Regions from separate parts of the Homo sapiens genome. Here regions 2 and 3 are each linked to region 1. Evidence: chromatin loops called from intact Hi-C (ENCODE). Cell type or tissue: CD14-positive monocyte. All regions are shown on one strand. Links, peaks and the distances in the headings refer to the core of each region. The heading gives the core; the rest is flanking DNA. Region 1 holds the start of LOC107986595 (a long non-coding RNA gene). Region 2 holds the start of TREM1 (triggering receptor expressed on myeloid cells 1). Region 3 has its middle 20 kb from the start of TREM1.

Region 1 (6,816 bases), core at 1,280-6,279:
GGTTTTTATTTCGCCATAGTTTCCTCCTGGACTTTCTCAGCTTTTCCCACCCCAGCGCCAGTGGGAGGGAGGTGGCCTGACAAGTGGGAAGAGGCTGGGGCCAGAGGAAACCAGCAGGAGCTACAGAGTATAGGCTGAGGCCTTTCCAGGCCCGGATGTAGAGCCTGCAGCTGGAGGGGCTCGTGTAGGCCAAGGCGTCCCCCTTCCTTCCAGGCCTCCTGCTTCCTCAAGGGAGACTTTGACTTCCTCAGCAATTCATCCCCAGGGCCGGATCCTGCCAGCGCTGGTTCCCGCTCCCCAGGGTTTCCCCGCTGCCTCACTTTCCTCCCACCATCCCGGCTCAAGAAGAGGACCCATGACCTTGGAGGCCACACACCTGCTGTTGAGAGTTCTGCTGGTGCTCCTGGCCTCAGGTGAGGGGAAGGGGAGCAGGGCCAAGGGAGGGGGACAGGAACCTTTTTCTTACAGGGTTGTTGTGAAGATTCAAGGAAAATACGGACTTGAAGGGCCCAGTTCAATTCATAGCACATGACCAGGGCTGTTTCTTTCACCTCTGTCCTCCTTCCAGCCCTTGTCCGTGAGCAGGAGAGCTATTCCAGAGTACTGTGGGTCTAGGGAAAGGGCACACTGTGTAGTTACCACAACCTGTGGCCTGCTTTGTTTTCTACCTCTGCCTGATGGTTTCCAGGCCCCAGCCACGGGCACTGACAGTGTCTTCCTGCCTCTGTCCTCCCCTCCCTTCTCTCCATCCACCATCACTCCAGATGATGAATGCTGGGCTCTTGCAAACCATACTTTCTTGCATCAAGAGATTAAACCAGAAACCAAGGGGTGCTGATCACCTGAGCTGAGAGATGTTCCTGAACTGCTTGTCCTCCCCCTTTGACATCTGACAACCCAGACACCTTCCCTAAAAGCCTGCTATGGTATAAAACAGTCTACCTCTGTGTTCTTCCTTTGACTTAAAATGGGACCTATTAAAATGTATTTTTTATCTGGGAGAGCTATTTGTCAATGACATCAGTATACTCTGAGAGCTCACTGCATTTCCTAGAGAAGGGTTGAGCTTAAGGACCTGAGACAGAAATGTGAAGCAAAGGGTGCCAGGAGAGCTGGGTGGAGACCCTGCAATAGGGGCCCAGATAGAAAGCCAAGGGATAACAATTGCAAAAGGGAAAGAGCAAGGACTTGAGATAGCAGTTTTGCACAGAAAGAAACCGACCCTGAGGTGGAATGGCTTACCCTAGACAACATGGTTTGTGGGGAAGAGCCCCTGATCACATGGCTGCCTACTGGTCAGCTGAGCCGAAGGAGACCTCAGAGGACAGGCTAGAAGCTGGGGAGGGCCTGTGGTGACAACAGGCATGGCAGGAGGGATGAATTTCAGGGCAGGAGGTTGGTCTGGGCTCTGACTTTCCTCATCAGGCGGGTCCTTATTCCAAAGCCCCCCAGTCAAGTCCATCATCCTGGGTGTGGCAGTGACCGTTGTGCTGCTGCTGCTGCTGCTTGCCCTCCTCATCAACCGGTACCTCCAGAAAGCCCGAGGAAGAGCTAGGAAAGTGAGTCCTGGTCACTGGCTCTGAGCAGACAGCCAAGTGCTTAGCGATTTCTAGGGCAGCCTGAGAGCCGTGAGGACAAGGATTGTTTTTTTATTTTTTTTATTTTTTATTATTGTACTTTAAGTTCTAGGACACATGTGCACAACGTGCAGGTTTGTTACATATGTATACATGTGCCATGTTGCTGTGCTGCACCCATTAACTCGTCATTTACATTAGGTATATGTCCTAATGCTATCCCTCCCCCTTCTCCCTACCCCACGGCAGGCCCCCGTGTGTGATGTTCCCCACCCTGTGTCCAAGTGTTCTCATTGTTCAATTCCCACCTATAAGTGAGAACATGCGGTATTTGGTTTTCTGTCCTTGTGATAGTTTGCTCAGAATGATGGTTTCCAGCTTCATCCATGTCCCTACAAGGACATGAACTCATCGAGGACAAGGATTCTTATGCTCATTTTACCAACTAGGAAACTGAGGCCTGAGAAGTAAAGTGGCCAAGATCCCCTGGGAGCCCCAAATGGCTTCCCTTCCTTCTGCCAGAGCAACAGCCTGGGCAGCCCTGAGGGCGGTGGACTCATCATCTTCTAAGGCTCCAGGTCAGCTCACCCAAAGCCAATTCAACTCAGTGCCAATTTGTCTACAACTAGGTGTGCTAGTATCCATTTTGGATCATGTATTTTTTGCCAACTTTTAGGTTAAGACTTTTAAAACAAATCTATGTAAAGATGTTCCTGGTTCATGGTATTGTTTTTTAATTGTTTTTATCATTTAAAAATGTCGTCTTCCTAAAAGCACTTCCAGGACTTTTTAATCTTCAAAGTTTTAAGTTTTTAGCATTAATCACATATGAAATCTGTAGCATCTTGTCTAAGATTTATCAGATTAGTCCCCTTTAATGAATGTTACCTCCTTTCTTGCTGTTTTATGTTGGTTGGTTGGTTTGACACATAGGTACTGTGTGCTCAATAGCCCTATACTGAAGATGTTTCTGTTGACAAAAAGACTGAAACGTGGGAGTGGGCCAGAGGTATATTGGACTTCATTGGTTTTAATTATTCAAGCTATGAAAATCCAAAGAAAGCAGTGGGTTGTAAAATTTTATATACCTATTTTTAATCAGTGTAAAATCAATTTAATAGGTCACAACAGGATTTTTATAAAAACATAATAGAAGAGCATAATGTCATAATGCTTTACCCTTTTTTTGTTAAACTTTTATTTTAGGAGTGTGTGTGAATATGTGTCTGGGTGTGAGAGTGTATGAGTGTGTTTGTGTAAGTGGTAGATAAATTGTGAATCACACTGGAGCTCCTGGTTCAAAAAATTGGAAAGACAGTACTACATATAAATTCATCAGCAAATAGATTATACTTAGGTCTAATTTTAAATTTGGAATTTTCAGCAACCTGGAATTGATAATTAACTTTACGGATTTTATGCACATTAATCATAGACAGCCAGTTTGTTTTGCTCCTTCGTATACCTGGACACCACTCTTGCTGGGCACTGGGGACCTCCCCAGGCAGAATGTGGCCACTGATCCAGCCCTGGCCTCTTTCCCATCAGTGTCCCTTCTGCCCAGCCAGGACCCCAATATCTCCCTCATGTTTCCATGGGAGTTGGGTTGGGAGAGATTCCTTGCTTAACCTTGACTGTCTTCTTTGCAGGTGAGGGTGAATCTTACCATGTTTATGATGACGTCCAAAAGGAGAAGACCACTGTGAGTAAGAATGACCCTTCCCTAGGACAGCAGTACCACAGCTTTCCTGTGCAACTTTATTCTTGTCTTTTTTAATTTCCTGGTTTATACTTACTCTTAGTTCCTATTTACTCTAAATCTTGCCTCGCACTGGTGACTACTCATTCCCCTGCTGCCTCATGCATGGCTTAGCTACGTGTTTCCTTTCTCTCTGTTTCCCAATTCAAATCTCCTAGAGAAAAAGAGAAGTTGGCTAACCCAGCTTTGCCCTTCACCCCTGTGGAAGGCAGCTTTTCATGTCTCATAGGTCATGAACCAGCTTGTGGATTGGCTACCATTTGTCCAGTCAGCTGTGGGGAAGGGTGTCACATGGCAGACAACATGGCTCCCCTAGGATGCTCTCCTAGCAGGTGCGAGAGACTAGGCAGTTTCCCTTGGGTAAGTCTGTCTTGTCTAAAGATCTGAGACTCTTGGAATCACAGAACTGCAGAATTCAAATGATCTAAAGTCATCTTGATCAACCCTCTGTGTAACATTGGAATCAACTCTACAAATAACATCCCTACCAAGTGCTCTTTTAGCTCGGTGCTACTCAAACTTGAGTGTGCATAAAACCACTTGAAGAGCTTGTTAAAACAGTTTCCTGGGCCTCACCTAAGACACTTTGCCTTAACACATCTGGCATGGAGCCTGATGATGCATTTTTAACAAGCTCTGAGGTGATCTGGTGCTACTGGCCTGGGAACTGAAGGCAGAATTTACTGGACAGTGAGCACTTATCAAGTACTCACATTGATATAGAGCTGCTTTACCAGTGATGAATGCCCTCCATGTGGCAAAGACAGCTACCAACCAGCAGGGGTCACCTCCTCCTTAAAGGGATATGAGGAAGGAGGAGCAAAGAAAAGTCAAGTACTTATCAACTAGAGGGCAGAAGGTTTGAGTCTGAGGGCTGTGATAAGATCATGGAGGAGATTTCTGGACACTTGCACCCCTGTTCCCCAGGATCTGCTAGGACAGAGTCCAGGTAGATAGGGTCTGGGGACCCAGTGCCTTTGAGTAACCCAATTCTCGCCTCCCTCTGTGGCCATCACTTCCTTTCTGACAAAGGGCTATGAAATCCTGACAGATTGTGCATGCATTTTATTGGTGCCTATGTCCTTGAGAGACCCCTCCCTTAACTGTCCTCTCAGGGCCTCTAAGCCAGGCTGAGGAGTTCTGCCCTCCCCCTAACCCCCAAGCCAGATCCCTCTTCTCTTCCCTGTCCTCCTGATTGAAAATCCCCTCCCACTCATGAGATTCTTATGACCCTGCCAGAAGGAATGCCAGGATGTGGGTAGTGCCTACTGCTCAGGAGTCTCCCTGGCCCTAGCTCTCGCCCTGTCTTTGCCAGGCAGGGTGTGGTGAGGACCTTCCTTCCCTATGGCCATCCACACAGCTCCATCAGAACTGATTTGGGCACCTCTGCCTTGCACAGAATCATTATCCAGTCTGCTAGCTGCATCTCAGTCAAACAGAGTGGGCTGGGGGCTGCCTCCTGCTTGGCCCACATATTTTCCAAAGGGCCCTTCTGGAGACAGGGGTCCCTCTTTTATTGTGTGTCCCCAAGAAGTGACTTTGAACTCTGGGAACTTCAGGCCAAGTGACCAGAAGTGGTATCCTGCTACATCATGGGGAAGATTGCTTGGAGTTGCAGATTCCCAATGGTGACCTTAAAGGTCCCTGATTCTAGCTTCCAGTGGGACGCCAAAACCCTCTCTACAAACTTCAGTAAGGAGTCATGAAGTCTCTGCCTCCATCTGTCAAAGGGCAGGAAGCTCACCAACTCCTCCTTAGGCAGCTGGCTTGTGAAAGCTTTTGTTAAATAGGACTTGGCTTGTCCTCAGTCAGAGTGAGACATCAGCCTTGTCCACAGGACGAGACTGAAGTCAGGCTACATCATGGCCAGAAAGAGAGGAGGATGGAGAGAAGAAGGGTGGGAGGTTTGAGGCCTGGAGGGCCAGGTTGTGAGGATGAGGTCTTCCTCTGGGAGAAAGGTAGGTAAGCTCCTATTACTTATGACTGTGACATCTGTGCTGCCATCATCCACCTTCTAGGGTCCCAGTGTCAAGGATGTGGTTCTGTCCTCAGCCTTTGGCTCCATGGGGACACAAACCTGTAGGGCCAGACACTCAGGCTAAGGGAGATGGGGAACAAGGAGGGAATGGGGTGTTCTGGGTGTCACCCTGGCTCCTGAGTTTCTAATCCTGCCCTGCCTGGCTTAGTCTCCTCCTGCAAGCTGGATCTGACTGCTGAAGGCTAGGCAATTGCTGCACCATGCTTTTCCACCTGAGCTAGCCCTGTTTTGAGAAGGTCACTGGTGTTGAACTGTGGCCTCATTTGACCTCTGGTCCTTCACAGTTATAGGCTCTTGACAGTGCCTCCGTGTTTGTTGTATATTTTAGACTACATACCACTGGGAGAGCCCATCTCCAACAAATGATCCCTGACTTGGATTTCCTGTTTGCATTGGTCTGGCTGCAGCACCAGGAGCCACCCTCATGAACTGTCAAAACCCGGGGGATTTACCTAGACCTAGAGCTCCAACGTTACTTCTTATTTTTTGAAACAGAGTCATTCTGTCACCCAGGCTGGAGTGCAGTGGCATGATCTTGGCTCCCTGTAACCTCCGCCTCCCAGGTTCAAGCCATTCTCCTGCCTCAGCCTCCTGAGTAGCTGGTACTACAAGTGCGTGCCAATCCTGGCTAATTTTTGTATTTTTAGTAGAGATGGGGTTTCACCATTTTGGCCAGGCTGGTCTCGAACTCCTGGCTTCATGTGATCCTCCCGCCTCAGCCTCTCAAAGTGCTGGGATTACAGGGGTGAGCCACCACCCCGGCCAACTCTAACAGTTTTGACTGATCTGTATAAATTACACAAGCATTTAGGGGTGGCTACTGACTGTCAGGTACTGTGCTCAGGGTTGAGGATACAGAGATTAATTCTAGCAAGCCGACATTTATGGAGTGCTTATTATGTGCCAGATTCCTTTTCATGGATTAATGGCTCGAACATCCCTGTAAGGTATTTTACATATTTAGATATTGTGGCATAGAGAGGTTAAGTAATTTCCTGAATTCACACAGCTAGTAAATGATGAATTCTAGACTCCGAAGTTTTAACCACTATGCTTCTGGGTCCCTGTTCCCTTAAAGATTGTGTGTGTGTGTGTGTGTGTGTGTGTGTGTGTGTGTGTGTGTGTGTGTGTTTGTGTTTGGGGAGATGCATGGAAAAACAATGACGATATAAAGCAGTCACGGCTACAGCTAGAGGAATGCTGAAGGTGCCAGAGGAGGATGGAGAGGATGGGGGAAGCATGACCTTTCCTGACACAAGCCTCCAGGAGGCAAGAGGGGAGAGCAGGGGTGCAGCTGACTCAGCTGGGGAGTTCAAGGGGCAAGATTCCTAATTAACCAGCGGCCCCAGACAGGAGGATGTGGGTTCCTCCTCCCCACCCTGCCCCAGGGAAAGGGCTACCCCTGCTACCACCAAAGGCCTGAAGGCACCTTTCCAAAGCTA
Region 2 (6,816 bases), core at 923-5,922, 100 kb before region 1:
GTGTAATGTCTTTTGGTTCATATGACTTAAGTAATCTTTGGGAAATAAAAACAGTTTTAAAGATTATTGGTAAAATAAAAATATTTTCAAAAATGTAAATATTTGGTCTAAATTATGCAGGTCAGATATTAAGTTTCCTAAATGCTTTAAGGTCATAAACTGCTTCTTTGACTTTTAAAAGTTGTTCAATTTATTTTGGAGCATTGATTCTAGATAAGGCCTGGGGACATGTGAAATTAGCCATGCCCCCTAGCTATGCTAAGAAAGTTCTTCATAAAATGCCACTGTGATTCTTAACTATTCAACTTGTCTGCTTTACTGCTAGGTGAGGCCTCAGACACGTGGAGTGCTCTTGTTTGACTGTGTGAGTGAGCTGGTTATTCAGTCATCGTCTCTCTGATTAACACTTCTTTACCTTGGTTTGAGTGGAGATTCTGAAACTCGCTTTGTCTTTGCTGGCTGGTTCCCTGCTGGACTCTCGATAGGGGCATTAGAGGGAGATTGGGAGGCTGGAGGAGGAAGACAGGACATGCTCACTGATTCCTATTTCATTCTCTTTCATTGTGAGTAGCCTCAGTGATGCTTTTCACGGGCAACAGTGACTGGTTCCAGTTTGCAGTTTTCCCCACTCTCAGAAGTAGTCTCATTGGGCCTCCTCAGAGATATCAGCACCAGGGTCACACTATCCTCAGAGATCTGTGTTCCAGTTCCATGTGGGCCCCTCCTCTGAGCCAGAAAAGAAGATATTTTATATGCAATCTCATTGTTAAAAAATGTTACACATATATTCTAGCTAGGTTAGATTAACCAATCTTTATTAAGGAAGAAACTGCTAATTTACCCCATAGTGAAGATCGAGACCTACTGACTTGGGGCAGTGACTTATTGAAGACAAAACAAAACAGAATAATATTGGTATTATTTCATTAATTGTATCAATGTTGAAACTGTATTGATTTCATAATAGCTCTGAAGATGAAGTTTGGCAAATATGGAAAGGTTCATGGTACCCAAAGACTAAATCTTCCTAGTGCTAGAGGCCACCCTATGAGCAAGCATGGAAATGGGACATGTGACCCAGCCTTAGTAAAATTAACAGGAACCATAGGTCACAAATGACAGTGCTCTTCTATGAGAAGCCTTAAGAAATAATATCTTGTTGGGAGCAGTAGCTTGAGAATTTAAAGAGACCCTAATAGTTAGGCAGGAATATCGTCCTGCCTATTCAGCCTGAAGAAGTTACTGATCGGGTCATTAAACTCCTCAGAAAAATAAAGTGGTAAGGATTAGAGAATGCTGCCATGTGCTGCACAAGGAAGTTTTGGTCCATGACAGACTGCATATATGGTGGAGGTCCCATAAGATTATAATGTCATAATACCGTATTGTTACTATGCCTCTTCTATGTTTAGATACACAAATACTTACTATTGTGTTACAAATGCCTACAGTATTGAGGACTGTAACATACTGTGCAGGCTTGCAGCCTAGGAATATGCTTTACTTTGATTTATGTTCAAGTATCATTCTCCCTTAGATTTTGTGAGGTTGAAAGGTATTTGTCTAAACTGGATGTGAATGGAGAGGGGGCCTCCGGAGAGCAAAGGGCCCTCTGTTCCCCTTCCTAATATTAATAGGCTATACCATACAGCCTAGGTGTACAGTAGGCTGTGCCATGTTAAGTTCGTGTAAGTGCACTCCATGATGTTCCTGCAACACAAAATCACCTAGCAACACATTTCTCAGAATGTATCTGTCATTAAGTGACACGTGACTATTTGCACTGTTGACCTCAAGTACACAAATAGATCAGACAAGTGGAGAAAGACCTCATTCTACTTCATTCTAATTTAAATGCAGGTGCTGTCCGTAGTTAGGAAAATGTGAAGGAGCAATCAGCCTCCAGTGATATTCAAGTCTAATTAAAAATTCTTCTTGGACTGTTTAGTTCAAAGCTCCCTCTTAATCTTCCAGGAGCTTAATCCTCCACACAAAGTATATGAAGACACAAAAATGTAGAAAGTATGTGAAATAGCTATTATTTAAGTGTGGAATATTAATTTTGTTGTAAGGAGGGGATTTATTCACTGAAATAAACTTTATTAATTTGACTCATCGCCACAGAAGTCACGTAGGCTCCTCTCTGAGTCAGAAAATGTCAAGAGCTTTCTGTCTATTTTTCCTCTTTAGGGACTGCTTGAGTACAGCAAAAGGAGGGGCCAGCAGATTTCAGTTCAAGCATGTTTGAAGCCTGTTTTCCGACATTATTTGTAGAACAAAAAATAAACATAGTAAAATCTCCACTACAAATGATCTCTATAAAGTGTAATAACATGATTTAAGTTTATGTATTATTTTCTATATTTTATAAATTGCTGCATTGAACAGCTTTAATAAAAAAAATTAAAGTTAGCCTTGAAAATTTTTTTGGTTGTTGTTTGTTTTAATTTACAGACATGATAGTACCTTTTAGCTGTTCCTATACTTGAGTAGCAATCAATTTGGGTGTAAAATATTAGGGTCATAATGTTCTTTATACCTCATCCCACTCTCTCATGGTATTTGTTACTCAGAGAAGAAATCTGAGTCCTGATTATTTCAATTCCTTTGAAGAAACCAAGTTATTTTTTTGTTTATTTAGCAGTAGGAATCTTTTTATTTAAATTTAAAAATTTTCACCTGGAAACTTCCTATTCTAGGTCTCACTTTGTGAATTTTTTCCTTGCCCATGTTGAACTCTCAACCTCCAATTTTAGATTTCTTCTCAGACCTGGAAAGCATATTTTTTAAGATAAAATTTTTAATCTTGCTTGTGATCCACCATTCCATTTTATGCTTTAAGGACATCTCTGATTTGTAGATTGGAATTCTGTGATTTGTCCTCCCTTAAATTTCTGAGCTCTTCTAAATGTCTTTATTCATTTCACATTTGGGAATATTTCTGAAGTGAATCCTCTCCATTATTGATTTGATTTTCACACTGTCAAATCTGTCTTTTCTTGCTTCTAGTACAAAACCTGCTGGATTTTTTCTTCTTGCTTCAGCGTCTTGAACCAAGTTTCCTTTTTAAATCTAAGTCTGTTCTTGTTGGGTGGTGGCAGTGTCCTCTCAAATTGTTTCTGGGGTCCCTACACCCCCGTGAGCTCCCAGGCCATGTCTGTGGCAATGCTGAAGGACAAATGCAGGGTGTGGCCCTCCTGGTGATGAAGAGGAGGTGCACCCCAGGTCACCAGAAGCCAAGAGAACCCACGGGGCTGAGCAGGGCAGGATGAAGCAACATGTTCTCACAAAAACCCTGAAGATGAGATACGATTGTCGCAGCCTCTCCCTATGTGGGCCTGACTCTCTTCACTACACTAAACTGGATGTGAATGGAGAGGGGGCCTCTGGAGAGCAAAGGGCCCTCTGTTCCCCTTCCTAATATGAATGCCTTACTTTGATTTACATTCAAGTATCATTCTCCCTTAGATTTTGTAAGGTTGAAAGGTAATTGTCATTATTACCACAGAAAGGAAAACTGGAGTTCAAAGAAACTTAACTGAGAAGTGAGTCTTGGTCTCTGTATTATTGTGTTGATGTCAGGAGTCAGAGCAACTGGTGATGAAACAGAACCCAAACTCAGTGACTCCCAGGAATGGCCTCATATCCTGTTGTGCAACTTTCCGAAGCCTCTAGGTCATTGTGGTGCCTTGTAGCTGTCCCGGGAGCCCTCAGCAGCAGTTGGAGCTGGTGCACAGGAAGGATGAGGAAGACCAGGCTCTGGGGGCTGCTGTGGATGCTCTTTGTCTCAGGTAAGACAAGGAAGAGGACTGAGCAGGGGAGGCGTTTGGTCCAGGATCTCGGGGAGCCCTTTTCTGTTGAAGCTTCAGAGCACAGGGCCATCCAAGATAGAGCCAACCAGTAGTTATGGCAGACCGTGCTGCTCTACCCAGAATTGGGAGAACATGCAGTGTCTGCACACAAAAGTAAAAGAAGGAGAGAGTCAGGGAAAAAAGATGTCTGTGCATGTCGATGTTGTTAGAGACATGCAAAGCCTAGTATGGGAATAATGATAGAGTAGATCTCATCATGGCATGATCTACAATAAGTTTATTTGATGTTGAAATTTTTTTCTTATATTCCATCATGATGTGTTTGATGTTGACAATCTGTTAAACCCAAAAGACAGAATTGATTTAACAAATATTTCCCAGGGGTCTACTATGGGACAGCAAATATACTACTGCTGAGGACACAGACGTGACCAGAAGAGGCTGGTGCTCATTTTGGTGGAGGTGATCATCCCAGCTCTCCATGGCACGCTGGGGTTGGAGGGCACAGTTGCTGAGGCTCAGCAGAGCCGGCGCATGCCCCAGCTCTTTCTTGTGTCTCCTCTTACGATCCGCACAGCTCACATCTGCACCCAAACCAGAAGCATGCGGGCTTTATTCACTCCTCCTCCTAATCCTTATGAATAACAGGAGGAAAGTGTCAATATGAGTTAAAAGCGAGGCTTGCCTTGGGAAGGCATGAAAAATCAGGGAGAGGTATCCTCCTGGGCTCTCTACTTTGAGCAAAGTCATGGACAACTGCCTTGAAGAGCCTGTGCTCAGACATTGCTCTGGGTCTTCTTGGAGCTGGGGTGATAATCTAGATGGGCAGAAGGGAGTTAGCTCCTCATGGACAAGTGCATTTCCTTGTGTTTGATTCATGTTTTTCTGAAGGAGAACTGGGAGATGGCAGAGGGCTGAAGGTTATGTACCTGTGTGAGAGAAAACCAGTGGTATATATTTCATTGTGCCCTGTGGGGATAGGTTAGGGGTTAACCTCAATGCTCCTTGCAACTGGATACTTATTCACACTTGGGCCAGGACTTCTCTAATCCCTATCAGACTGTGTTGGACCATGTAGCTCAGTGCTTTAGGTGGAACCAGAGTCCTTGGGTTTGAATCCTGGCTCTAGTACTTAACTATGGTGAGACTTTGGGCAAATCACTTAATCTGTCTGTGCCTCAGTTTCCTTATCTATAAAATGGGGAGAATAATGGTGTCAACTTTTTACTTTATAAAGATTAAATAAGATAGTCTTTAAAAACCCTTAGCACATAATACTTAATAGGTAGTATTTGCTACCCTTTTAATTAACATATTCAAAGGAATTCCCTTCTTGCAATTGTGCACAGACAGCTCAGCAGCCTTCATTTCTTATTGTCTCCTTCCTTCTGTGAGAGACAGGCAAGTTTGCAAACTCAGTCACCTGTAACTCCCACCTTCCCTGGGGAGCTGGCAAATAAAAGAGATTTATCTGTAACATTAACTTCAGAGGTTAGGGCTTCAGTGGTGGCAACTTGAGGATGGAGTCTGTGTGTCTTCCAAAGAGCCCAGCACAGTGCCTATGATAGAGAAGTCTCCCAGCCAGTCTGATGAGTGAGTGAACAAATGAGGGAACCAGGCTTGGTTTCAGACAACACTCAGCCTCTGGTCAACAGTCTCTTGGAGGCACATTCCTGACTGGAGTGTGTGGGAGTTGCCCAAGAGGTCTGTTTCCGAGGTTTCCCTAGAAACTGGAGTCTGCTCCCAGAAGAACTGGCTTTCAAGACTGATTTCACCTTTAAACTCCTTGTGAGTCCCTGAGTTGAGTCTTCCTAAGGTCAGGCAGATCTGTTGGCCTATCCTGGGGTGGGCATGCCAGGGGGCTCCATGAAAGGGTAAGCACTTGTCATTTTTCACCAGGCCTGCAAGGACCTAAGTGTGTGGTATTAATAACAGCAGTACTAGTGTTACCGTGACCCACACAGTAGACCCAGCAGCACTGTCTAGCCTGTTATTTGGTGCTCCATGGGGGAAGGTACCCCAGGCCTGAGTGGGTAAGCTACAGTCTCTCAGCAAACTTAGAGAGCCCTGTGTGTCCAGCTGAAAACACGGACCTTGGTCTTCTCACTTCCGCTCTGCTTGGCCTCCCATCAGCAAGGCTCCCTTGGACAAGGCCAGATGAGCATCCCCAATTCTAGATGGTTAACCCAGTTCGGACTCCAAGAATGTGATGGAAACTATTGTCACTGTAACCCAGGGGTTCTCAAACATGGCACTATTGACATTTGGGGTGGGATGATTCTTTGTTGTGGGGGCTGTCCTGTGCACTGTAGATTGCTTAGCCTGGTATCCATTAGATGTTAGTAGCATCCACCCCTCTCCCTGGTTATAACAACCAAAAATGTCTAGATATTGTCCAGTGTTTCAGGGAGAGTTGTGGCGGGGAGCAAAAATTGCTCCCCAGTGGAGAACCACTGCTGTGACTCCGTGACATCAAAAATAGGAGGGGGCATTTCTTGGCTCAGGTAACTGGGAAGTACAAGGGGTGCTCCTTTGGAGCACAGCTGAGTCCATGACTCAGATAACGTGGGTTTTTTTCTCTCTTTCTTTCTCTCCCCTCCACTATCCCCCTCTTCCTTCCTCCCACTCACTTTCTGCCTGTTTAGCCATTCTCGGGCAGCCTATTCCTACGTGGTAGAAAGTTTCACATAATAAAGTTTCACATCTCATTGACCTGTGAATCCCAGCAAGAAGCATTTCCATTAATGGCTACAGCAGTCTCAGGGAGGACTCTGATTGGTCCAGCTCAGCCATGTGCTCCTTCCTAAACCAATCAGCCTGGCAGGGAGATGGGGTACTTTGTGTATGTGTGTGTGTGTGTGTGTGTTTTTTTTTTTAACAGAGTCTTGCCCTGTGGCCCAGGCTGGAGTGCAGTGTTGTGATCTTGGCTCACTGTAACCTCCACCTCCCGGGTTCAAGTGATTCTCCCACCTCAGCCTCCCATGTATCTGGGACTACAGGTGTG
Region 3 (6,816 bases), core at 1,134-6,133, 120 kb before region 1:
TATGTTTGGAGCATTGGGGGTAAGAATACTCAGACACACTCACATATACACATGCATGCTAACCCACATACACGCACACACATAGGTACACAAATGCACATGCATACCTGTGAGCTATACGTGAAGGCACATTCCTGCACACACACACATAAACTCAGCTTCATTTAGGAACATATAATACTGCTATGTCCTTTGGTTTTCTCATGTCATATTCTCTTCCATTTCCATTTCTACATGTAGGGTTAAATCACACAACAGAACAAACACGTGTGGCTGACTTTTGCATGTTTGAGGCTGCAAGGCTGGAATGGATAGAGCATTCTTCAAAATCTTGACAGTTTTTTACTCTTTTGTAGGTCCCATGCTATTTTCTTAGAAAAGCATAAGAAGTGATAAGGTTGAGTGGTGGGTGGGTCAGTCCGTGGAGAAAGAATGCCATGCTGAGATAGAAACTTATTTTGGAGTCAGTGAGGTGTTATGGTAACTTGATTAAAGTTAAATGCATGTAAAAAACAATAGGATTTCCAGCTCCCAGTCTGGCAAGTAAGGAGCTTGAAAATTGTCACTCCATCCTAACAAGTAAAAGTTGATCAAGCTGAAAAATCAATAACTCTAGAGCCCCCCAAGCCTGCCCCTTCCCATCAAGCCTGCAATTTTCCTCTGACTCTGTTCCTGCTTCCTGATCTTCCTCTTTCCTGCTCTGTCTCTGTTCCTTTCTTTCAGCCCAGGGGTCCATGAACAAGGACAATAAGAGGAAATCCGTCTTCCTATGACCAGTGATCAATACTCTGGTCACTCTCTCCTGTGTCCTCAGGGTGCCTGGTGACAGTCCAGAGATCTCTCTGAGAAGACCAATCACAACAATGGCTCAGAGTATTCCTAACCCTTAACTCAGAATGGACTTGGTGGTGGGGGCTCTGGAAAGCCCTGGGCAGTCAGTCCTCAGTCCCGGGAGCAGTAGAAGCTCCTGAAATCAAATGGTCTCTGAGCATGACTTGCTTGGGCAGCTGTGAAATATGGAGCAAAACAATTAGGAGCATATAGAGGGGAATTCTTAGTGCACACTTTGGAATGATAGAAGTAACTGATGGTGACTGAAGCAGTGTCTCCAAGCCTGGGAAGACTAGTAGACAACTGCTTTGATATTCTTTCAGATGTCCTACAGTCTAAAGGAAAAAGAGAGAAGAGGCCCTGGTCCCACTCCCACCACCACTGGATGTAAATTTAAGCCTTGGTCATTCTAGACTTGAGGCATGGCTTCCAGACACGTGGATTCTTCAGATGAATAGCATTTCATGAAACATGTCACATTGCTGACATAGGCCAAATTTTTATTTTACCAGAAAAAAATTACTTTCATCTTCTAGGACCACTGTTTTTCCTAAAAGAAAAGACGTATTTAAATTGTGAACATTGCCTTGGTGGTAGAAGAACCACATCTTGCCCCTCTCTCTTCCTCGGTGCTGCCTATGGAGGTGGCAGCCATCTCTTCCTCGGCATCACGGCTGCCCTCAGGCCCCTTGTGAAGCCCAAGATCATCAAAAAGCGAACCAAGAAGTTCATATGGCACCAGTCTGACCCATACGTCAAATTAAGCCTAACTGGCGGAAACCCGGAGGTACTGACAACAGGGTTCGTAGAAGGTTCAAGGGCCAGATCTTGATGCCCAACGTTGGTTATGGGGCAACAAAAAAACAAAGCACATGCTGCCAAGTGGCTTCTGGAATTTCCTGGTCCACAACGTCAAGGAGCTGGAAGTACTGCTGATGCGCAGCAAATCTTACTGTGCTGAGATCGCTCACAATGTTTCCTCCAAGGACCACAAAGCCATTGTGGAAAGAGCTGCTCAGCTGGCCATCAGAGTCACCAACCCCAATGCCAAGCTGTGCAGCGAAGACAATGAGTACACAGTTCATGTTTTGTGTTTAAATAAAACTGGAAAAGCTGGAAAAAAAAAAAAAAAGAACCACATCTTGAGCTGGAGGAAACCTGAGGCCCTGAGAACTTCATGGAGCATGGACCCCATTCGTTCTTAGACAACACACCTCTGGATTTTTACTTGAAGCAGTTTTAAGCCCTGTTATTTGGAGTTTTTCTGTTCTTTATAGATGAACCTAACCCTAATACAACTCTCACTATTCAGAGTTTTGTCAGGTACACAATTTTAGTTTAACAGTGATTTTTCCTAAGCATTTTGGTGATATGATTTCACCACCTTCTGGCTTGTGTTGTTTCAGTTGACAAGTCTGCTATTTAAATTTCTTCATAAATGATTGGCTGCTTCCTCTTTGCTTTGTATTCTACAATTTCTCTACAATATGCCACGATGAGGATTTTTGTTTTTTGCTTATATTGCTTGGTTTATGATGATCTGTATTTGTGGTTTAATGACTTTTCAAACCTCCGGAAAATTCTCAGCCACTACATCATCACATACGGCCTCTGAAGTTCAGTTTATGTACCAGATGTAGGAAGCTCAAATGAGTGCAGCTCCCATTCGCACAAGAAGACAAAGCCAGGTAAACTGCAAAGCCATAACTTTTCCTGACCCTATTAGAGAGCTGCAGTTGCAAGGCACCCAAATCATCTAGAATCCAAGGCCACTCCAAAGAGAGTTGGGATATGAGCACCAGCTCACCTGTCTCACAGAAAGGAGGAAGAGCTATGGAATACCAAACAAGTGTCAAGAACAATTCAGCTAAGACTTTAACAAATTGTTAAAGGTCAGGTGCAGGCCAGCATGACCGTATAGTACTTCTGGGATCCCAGGACACAAAAGGAATGATCACAGTCACTTTTAATCTCTTTCCCGGGGACCTCCACCAGGTGCTTATGAGAAAGACTGAAGGTGGATTGAGCAATGAGAGATGGTCCCTCAGTGGTGAAAACATGGAGAAAGAGAGTGGAAAAATAGACTCTTATCCTCTATTAAACAAAAGCATCAAACCACTAAGGTAGGGATAACAAGCCCTGTCACCCCCAGAGAGGAGGTGAAGACCCATTGAAGCTAAGGATGTGGTGAGGAGAAAACTTTCTTGCTGCTGGAAAGCAAATGTGATGACTGGAGCTCCAGCAGTCATTTTGGAAGTCATGAACTGAGACGGTGGGACAGACAGAAGGAGCCAAAGTCCCTGATGCTTCAATGCCAGCCCTGAGGAGCCTATCACTGAACTTTTAAGTGAGAGGTAACAAACTACTCTTTTGCTTAAACCACTTTTACTGCAGTTTTCTGTTATACCAGCCTGCTAATTCTAACGGAATCAGAACAAGTCCTATGACCCATTTACAGAGGAATCTCACATCCTTGGGGCTTCCCTAGATCATAAACCCTGTATGTCCACCAAGATTCGGGTAGGCAGGAAGGCAACCTTGGGTTTCTGTGGGAAGAGCTCTTTGCAAACTCCAGCTGCTATTTAAGAAAGAAAAAAAGGAAATTATTTTAGGCACAAATTATTTTAGTGTGGAAGGTATTCCAAGGATAAAATTTTTGAATATTGAGATCTGAGCATAAGGTGTCTAAAAACTACTGTCCCCGCAGATCTCCTCCCAGGTAATCAGGCCTTAGGAAATTACAGGAGCGAAATCAGAGATAAACCAGGTGAGTTGCTCCCTCTGGTGGTGACTTTGGATTTATAAACGGTTGCGACCTGAGCGTTTTGCTGGTTGGTTTTGTTTTAGGACAAAAAAAAAAAAAAAAAAAAATCTGACTTTGGAAATTTTAAAACTAATTTTTTGTTTACCTTTGTCTTTAAAAAGTAACCTTGTGTAGGCCGGGCGTGGTGACTCACACCTGTAATCCCAGCACTTTGGAATGCCGAGGTGGGCGGAATGCTTGAGGTCAGGAGTTCAAGACCAGCCTGGCCAACGTGGTGAAACCCCGTCTCTACTAAAAACACACAAAAAATTAGCCGGGTGTGGTGGGGAGCGCCTGTAATCCCAGCTACTCACAGGAGGCTGAGGCACGAGAATCGCTTGAGCCAAAAAGGCGGAGGTTGCAGCGAGCCGAGACCTTGCCACCTCACTCCAGCCTGGGTGACGGAGTGAGACTCTGTCTCGAAAAAAAAAAGCAACTTTGCTTTCTTTTTTTTTTTTTTTTGTAATAGTGCACTTACTGTTGAATGAATGGCATTTTCCCCCTACAAAACTTAAATGGCTAAGGGTTTATGATAGAATTCTTTCATAATTTAAAAGTACCATGATTGAACTGATTATTGTGTAAGTAGCTGATGTCTGTATAATTGGGTCTTGTTGGCTGGGTGTGGTGGCTCAGGCCTGTAATCAGCACTTTGGGAGGCCGAGGTGGGCGGATCACATGAGGTCAGGAGTTGGAGAACATCCTGGCCAACATGGCGAAACCCCGTCTCTACTAAAAATACAAAAATTAGCTGGGCGTGGTGGTACATGGCTGTAATCCCAGCTATACTGGCTGTAATCTTGTCTATACTCTCCCTTTCATTTATCACATGGAATTCTCTCTAAAGTTATTAGGTACCCTCCCTAATCTCTCCCTGAGGCTAGAACAGAATTTTTTTTTTTCAGTTTACTGGTATGTTGTTAGGTAATACTAACAGGGAGAATACTCTGGATAAATACAATGTAAAATAAATGCCAAGATATTTGGGCTAAGAATGAAAAAGAATATGCATAGTTCTCATATCATTCCTGTGAGTTTCATACCTATGAATTTATTCATACCTATGAAACAAATCTATTGTGGGCATTATCTTATCAAACATTTGAACAAGATTTAATTATTGTACTTGTTAGACGGGGCTAGATTGTGCTGCAAGAATAACCTTCCCCCTCACTCTTCACCCTATCTCAATGGCTAGGCCAACGAAAATTTACTTCTCACTTATACCTCAATTCTGATGCAAATGGGCCACTAAAGCTCTGCGCATCAAAGACACTTTGGGATCCCACTGATAGAAACTTCGAAAACCACCATAGAGAGAAAGGAAACACAGGGCATTCTGTGATGTTTCTTAAAGCCTCGCACTAAGCGATATGTATTTCTGCTCAGAATTCACTGGCCAAAGCAAATCCCAAGGCCATACCTACCTGCAAAGGGTGCAAGGCAGTGCAAAGAAATGGGCAGGAATGAGAAGTGGCTGAAGATTTGTGAACAGCCCTAAAGTTACCATATTTTCAACAGAAGTATAATCAAAATATAGGATGGCAAGGTAATATATGATATACTGTTTGAAAATTTTTTAAAATGCTTTTGACAAGCAAGAAAAAAGCTCATGAAAGGGAGAAATCTAACTAATATGCTTTCATATCAAGATACAATAGAAAATGACAGAGTAAAGTTAAAGTTGAATTGGATACAACTGAAAGTGCACTTGAAGATTGTATATGCTATTTTTTGTTTTGTTTGGTTTGGTCTTTGCCATTAACTTGAATACCAATTTGCAGTTGTGTCAAAGTTAATAACCAACAATTTTGAAAGTCCACTTATAAATTTATGTTATATTCCACTTACATTACGAGAATTTCTATTGCTGTGAATAGTGAATGCAAAATGAGTTTGTTCAGTGGCGATTCCTGCTTATTAACATGCATTAAGTCATCACTTCAGGTGGACCTGAAGTGACATGAAAGACCTGAAGTGACATGAAAGGCTTACAAAGTACACTGCTCACTCTTCCCCACTCAGTTCATAATCTGGACTTGCAGAGCCAACTTCACTATCTTTCAGTGGCAAAATGCTACTATGAAGTAAGGACTAGTCACAAAAAACAAGTAAGATTAGTTAGCTAATAGAGCATGAATGCTCCTGAATTAAAAATCAACAAACATGGGCATCAGGAAGAGTTTATATAACCAAAATGAAATTTAAAATTATTATAAGAAGTGAAGTGCTGGAGCCAGCTTGCACTGGCTCACAAAAATTGTTTGCAAGCCTCTCTTTCCAACTCCACATCCAGTGATGCCATGTTGCTAGCTTGAAATCAACCATGTGAGAGTATTTACACCACAGAAATTGGCAGTCACTACAAATCAGGAAATCTTTTAAAGAGCTGGTTATTAAACATTTACCTTAAACATTCATTGAATAGGAATGACTCAAGAACGATGGTTATTGGTCACTTGTATACTTCTTTGGGAAACCCATTTTCAAATGAGGTTATTTGTCTTTTTATTGTTGGTTTGTTAGAGTTTTTTCATATTTTGGATACCAGACCTTTATCAGATATACGACTTATAAATATTTTCTTTTATTCTCTGCGTTGTCCTTTTACTCTCATGATGGTAAAATTTTGCAGCACAAAAGTTTTTAATTTTGATTAAGTCCAATTTATCTTTTTCTTTCTTTGGTTGCTTTAGGTGTCATATCTAAGAAACTGTTGCTTAATGCAAGGTTACAAAGATTTACTCCTGTATTTTTTGTCCTAGAGTTTTATAGTTTTAGCTTTTACATTTAGATCTTTGATCTACTTTGAGTTAATTTTATATATGTTGTGAAGTAGGTGTCTAAGTTTACTCTTTTGCATGTTCACATGTAGTTGTCCTAAACCAACTGTTGAAAGACTATCCTTTCCCCATTGAATTAACTTGTTACCCCTATCAAAAATTAGTTGACCATAAATGTATAGGTTTATTTCTAGACCATAAATTCTATTCCATTGATTTATATTTTTATATTAATGCCAGTGCATGTTGTCAATCTCTACACTAAGTGAATTTTGATAGGAAATGCATTTACTCTGTAGATCAAGTTAGGGAATATTGCCATTTAAGCAATATTAAGTCTTATAATCCATGAACAAGGAGTGTTTTTCCATTTATTCAGTTATTTAAAAAATTTCTTTT

What was found. A loop is a pair of places that touch in the nucleus more often than their neighbours do. Peaks named below come from ENCODE experiments on the same cell type or tissue, not always from the same donor. Only the 100,000 strongest peaks of a DNase experiment are listed, where the experiment ranks them.
Region 2: a loop joins it to region 1, with 4 times the contacts of the local background. A loop is called at or near these places in 2 of 110 quality-filtered maps.
Region 3: a loop joins it to region 1, with 2.9 times the contacts of the local background. A loop is called at or near these places in 21 of 110 quality-filtered maps.

What each region holds. Positions count from the first base shown.
Region 1 is chr6:41,179,574-41,186,389 of GRCh38, reverse strand. LOC107986595 (a long non-coding RNA gene) reads left to right here and starts at 1. Exons shown (of 3, transcript XR_001744118.2): 1 at 1-413; 2 at 3,227-3,279; 3 at 5,703-5,906. In CD14-positive monocyte, for the core only: a CTCF peak has its summit at 4,081 (motif pointing right); DNase peaks (open chromatin) are centred at 3,499 and 4,119; H3K4me3 peaks cover 671 bases; H3K27ac peaks cover 3,281 bases.
Region 2 is chr6:41,283,582-41,290,397 of GRCh38, reverse strand. It overlaps TREM1 (triggering receptor expressed on myeloid cells 1), which reads left to right and starts at 3,716. Exons shown (of 4, transcript NM_018643.5): 1 at 3,716-3,791. The coding sequence starts at 3,743. RefSeq lists a silencer at 1,642-1,731. In CD14-positive monocyte, for the core only: no CTCF peak of the experiment used is centred there; DNase peaks (open chromatin) are centred at 1,747, 2,157, 3,237, 3,637 and 1 weaker place; H3K4me3 peaks cover 3,131 bases; H3K27ac peaks cover 5,000 bases.
Region 3 is chr6:41,303,254-41,310,069 of GRCh38, reverse strand. It overlaps the pseudogene RPL32P15. Among named protein-coding and RNA genes, the nearest start is that of TREM1, 20 kb to the right of the region's middle. RefSeq lists enhancers at 2,961-4,160, 4,628-5,185. In CD14-positive monocyte, for the core only: CTCF peaks have their summits at 3,355 and 3,567 (motif pointing left); a DNase peak (open chromatin) is centred at 3,629.